Linked DNA regions of Homo sapiens: region 1 is linked to region 2. A link is an interaction called in ENCODE POLR2A ChIA-PET data of the cell type or tissue named here. Cell type or tissue: PC-9. All regions are shown on one strand.

Region 1 (2,500 bases), 110 kb after region 2:
TTGCAGTGAGTCAAGATGGTGCCACTATGCTCCAGCCTGGGCAACAGTGCCTGAGACTTCATCTCAAAAAATAAAAATAAAATAAAATAAAATAAAATGGTAAATTTTATGTTGATATATTTTGCTACAAAAAAAGTTACCCAAAACAAAAGGATCCCACAACAGAAGGATCTAGCAGACTCTGAGACTGAGACTCAGAGACGTGAGAAGACAGCAGCAACGACATTCAGTGATGTGAACTGAGATGGGGGTGGGGACTGGGATGGAGATAAAGAACCTGCTGGCAAGGGACAAGGATCAAGTGTGAGTGTTAGAGATGAAAGAGAAGTTGACCCAGCTGGGCACTATGGCTCACACCTGTAATCCTAGCACTTTGGGAGGCCAAGGCGGGTGGATCACGAGGTCAGGAGATCGAGACTATCCTGGCTAACACGGTGAAACCCTGTCTCTACTAAAAATGCAAAATATTAGCCGGGCGTGGTGGCGGGCGCCTGTAGTCCCAGCTACTTGGGAGGCTGAGCCAGGAGAATGGCGTGAACCCGGGAGGTGGAGCTTGCAGTGAGCCGAGATTGCACCACTGCATTCCAGTCTGGGGGACAGAGTGAGACTCCGTCTCAAAAAAAAAAAAAAAGAAAGAAAGAGAAGTTGACTCAAATGGAGTTCTGCTACGGATAGGGCTGACAATTTTCACCTTTCTTCATAATTGCCTTCTCTGTCTCCTGCCCCCTCCACACGGGGTGGCCATGTGTATGCACCTCATTTTAATTATTTTTTCTTTAGCAATTTGAAAGCAAGACATTGAGACACTTCACCCCAAACACTTCAGTTTATATCTGTTAAGAACAAAAATTTTCTCATAAATAACCACAATAATATCACATCTAATACAATTTAACATTGAGTATGGAGAAAGAAATGGGGACTGGCAGGTCTAATTTTAAAAATGAACTTTGAGTCTGAGTCTTTTTTTCTTTGGCAGGCACATGGATTTCTGTGTTTATCACCCACAGGGTTTGCGGTAGGATGCTTCTGAGACCTTCTTCCACTGGCCACTGGTCAGTCCGCAGTTGCCCTCTGAGGCTTCCTGTCTCCTTTTAGAGCTGACAGACACCACAGTGAGTCAGTTCTGCCAAGGCTTGACTCATTTTTAACCCAGTTTTGGTGATCAAACACAATACCCTGGAATTTGGCACTACAGCTCAAAAGGTATGGCGGGCCCATGGTTAGAAGACTGGGCTCCAGCTGCTTCCTGTTGCCCCATCTCATTTCTTTATAAAGATTGGAGTGAACTGCAATTAAAGTCAGAGAGACTTGGGTTGAAACTCTGGCTCAAACTCTTGTTAGCTGTGCTACCTTAAACACATAAGCCGTTAACCTCCATAAGCCATGGTTTCCTCTGTGAGATGGGGCTATCAAGCTCCATAGCATTGCTGTGGGGATAAGATAGCTGGTGCATGAAGAGCTTCTTGGCACTCTGCTTGTCATGAGGGAATTCCCCAGTAAGCTAAGGTTATTGTTATCACCACTACTATTAGAACCCCGAGATCCTTTGTTTTGCTCACTCTGTTACCCATGCTGGTTTTGAACTCATGGCTTCACAAGGGCAACGGAGACCTATATGGGGAGCTTCAGCCACCCAGGCTCCTGTAGTGCTGGATTTAAAGCTGGAAGACCTGAATCTGATCTAGTTTCCCCCATTTACTAGCTGTGTGGCCTTAGGCATTTTTCACAAGTCTCAGTTTTCTCGTGTGTAAGATAGGATGATTATGTAAAGTTGTAAATGTCAAATGAAATAATGTGTGCAAAAGCTTTATAAATAGCCAAAACTAATAATAAAAAAAGGCATAGATGCACAGATGTACAAGGTACTCAGGATCAGAAGCAAAGACATACCTGGGCCAAGGTTAGGGTCAAGATGGGAATCAAAGCCAGGCATGGTGGCACATCTGTAGTCCCAGCTACTCAGGAGGTTGAGGCAGGAGGATCACTTGAGGACAGGAGTTTGAAACTGGCCTGGGCAACATAGCAAGATCCAGTCTCCAAACATTTTTTTAAAATATGTATATATGGGAATCAAGGTTGGGATTGCTGGGATCGGCACCAGGGCTGTAAAAGCAATTGTGATCAAGATCAGGGTTGGCACTGGGGTCAAACAAAGCTTTGGGCGAGGACAGGGAAAGTATAAGGAGCAAGGTCACAGCAGGGAGTTGGGTGGGGTTTTTGGGTCAGGATAGGAATCCAAACTGGGAGGTGCCCACTGTCTGAGCCCCGAGGGGGTACAGTAGGACTGTGTAGTGACTCAGCGGCGGCTACACTGCCTTGGTTAAGGCTCTAATCCGATGATCTTAGTTTGGGGGAAAGTAGAGCGTGGGATTTAAAAAATCCTTGGAGATCTGCAAAAGTACAGGCCTTTGGCAAGTCCGTTCCATTGGAGTAGTGCAACCATCTCATTTCCTTCATCCTTCTTCCCCACCCCCAGTAGTTAAGTCGGATCAAGTAT
Region 2 (2,500 bases):
CTGTCTCTACTAAAAATACAAAAATTAGCCAGGCATTATGGTGGGTGCCTGTAATCCCAACTACTCAGGAGGCTGAGGTGGGAGAATCTCTTGAATCTGGGAGGCAGAGGTTGCAGTGAGCTGAGATCGTGCAATTGCACTCCAGCCTGGGTGAAACAGCGAGACTCTGTCTCAAAAAAATAAATAAATAAAAATAAAAATAAAAAACAATACAACAATAAAAATAAAAATTAAAAAAACAGTATAACTATTTATAACATTTACATCATATTAGGTATTACAGTATAAGTAATCTAGAGATGACAAAGTATACAGGAGGATGTGCATAGGTTATATGCAAATACCATGCCACTTTATGTAAGTAACTTGAGTATCTGCAGATTTTGGTATCCGAGGGGGGTTCCTGCAACCAATCCCCCATGGATACCGACGGATAACTGCCCATCTCCAAAAATCTTCTGTTCTCTCAGTCACATGAGTAAATGTTAAAAATGATTGGAACAAAATATATCTCTGTCTCTGGCTGGGTGCAATGGCTCACACCTGTAATCCCAGCACTTTGGGAGGCCAAGGCGGGTGGATCACATGAGGTCAGGAGTTTGAGACCAGCCTGGCCAACATGGTGAAACCCCATCTCTACTAAAAATACAAAAAATTAGCCAGGCGTGGTGGCACACGACTGTAATCCCAGCTACTCAGGAGGCTGAGACAGGAAAATCGCTTGAACCTGGGAGGCAGAGGTTGCAGTGAGCCAAGATCGCACCACTGCACTCCAGCCTGGGCAACAGGGCGAGACTGCATCTCAAAAAAGAAAAAAAAGAAAAATACATATATCTATCTATAGATATAGATATCTGTCTCGTTCTTACATCTCTTTTGATGTAGCAACAGCTTTACAAATGAAACTTCATGATTCCCCAAGTAATCTACAAAGTTATTTTACATACGATTTCATTCTAACAGGCTTCAAGCTAAGCAGGCACATATACCACAAAAACTCTTCATCTGTTTTGCAGGCATACTTTTGTGCTGATCTGTATCTACTCTAATTTCTCAAAAAAGAAATGCTGTGGATCAGGCGTGGTGGCTCATGTCTGTGACCGCAGCACTTTGGGAGGCCGAGGAGGGTGGATGGCCTGAGGTCAGGAAATCAAGACCACCCTGGCCAACATGGTGAAACCTAGTGTCCACTAAAAATACAAAAATTAGCCAGGCATGGTGGTGCATGCCTGTAATCCCAGCTACTCGGGAGGCTGAGGCAGGAGAATCGCTTGAACCCAGGAGGCGGAGGTTGCGGTGAGCTGAGATCGCACCACTGCACTCCAGCCTGGGCAAGAGAGTGAGACTCCGTCTCAAAAAAAAAAAAAGAAAAGAAAAGAAATGCTATGAAATTGGGTGTGGCTATGAAACAAGCTTACCTTCACATCATTCTTCTCATATAGGCCATTCATGCAGGCTATGCTAAAGCCAGGCTCTAAACAGATACTGTTGCCAGACCCAGGACAAATGGAACCTCTATGACTAACAGCATTCCTGTTGCTTCTGATTCTAGGTGGGAAACCTCCACTGATATTTAACAACTTTGCTCTAAGTAGATGTGGAATGGTGGTGTGAAAAAAAGCAGAGGATCTGGAACAACAGACCACAGTTCAAGTCCAGGTTAACCAGCTGTGCCACTGTGGGCAGGTTACTTAATTTATCTGAACTACAGTATCCTCCCTCATCTGTAAAACGGAGACCACCACTATACCTACCCATAGACTGCTATGAGATTATAAATATAAAAGTATTTTATGAGCTATAAATGATCACATAAATATTCTTTTTATTTACTCTATTTTTTCCTTAGCATAGGAATTATATATTAATTTTCAAAAATTGGAAAATACAGAAATATATTAAGAAGAAAAAAATCACCCACCCAAACACTGTTATTTACTTAACTGAAATAAAGTCTAATATCAACCAAATTTTAAAGCAAAAATATTTTCAGATGTTAATACTGATAATTACAAATGACAAAATTAACTGCTGATCTCCTTTTAAGATCAGAGTAGGCTGGACACAGTGGATCATGCCTATAATCCCAGCACTTTGGGAGGCTGAGGCAGCAGTATTGTTTGAGGCCAGGAGTTCAAGACCAGCCTTGGAAATATAGTGAAACCCTATCTCTATAAAAAAAATTTTAAATTAGCCAGGCATGGAGGTGCACCCCTGTAGTCCCAGCTACTAAGGAGGCTGAGGTGGGAGGATCTGTTGGGCCCAGGAGTTCGAGGCTGCAGTGAGCTATGATCACACCACTGCACTCCAGCCTGGGCGACAGAGCGACTCCATCTCTAAACAACAACAAAACAAGAGCAGAGCAGTCTTTCCCATTTATCAGTGTAAAGTGAAGATAATACTGCTATTTGTCCCAGAGCTGGTCCCAAGAACATATGATATACAAGTGAGGCCCATAAAAGTCAAGGCCACAAAAAACTCCCAAAATAAATATTTCATG

What was found. Peaks named below come from ENCODE experiments on the same cell type or tissue, not always from the same donor. Only the 100,000 strongest peaks of a DNase experiment are listed, where the experiment ranks them.
Region 1: POLR2A ChIA-PET joins it to region 2 with 6 read pairs; 20 of 35 experiments call an interaction of 5 or more read pairs at or near these places.

What each region holds. Positions count from the first base shown.
Region 1 is chr10:73,893,369-73,895,868 of GRCh38, reverse strand. No RefSeq gene overlaps it. Among named protein-coding and RNA genes, the nearest start is that of PLAU, 17 kb to the left of the region's middle. In PC-9, no CTCF peak of the experiment used is centred here; DNase peaks (open chromatin) are centred at 1,138 and 2,258; H3K27ac peaks cover 2,377 bases.
Region 2 is chr10:74,003,577-74,006,076 of GRCh38, reverse strand. All of the region lies in intron 1 of VCL (vinculin), which reads right to left. Among named protein-coding and RNA genes, the nearest start is that of VCL, 6.7 kb to the right of the region's middle. RefSeq lists a silencer at 1,352-1,646. In PC-9, no CTCF peak of the experiment used is centred here; a DNase peak (open chromatin) is centred at 1,516.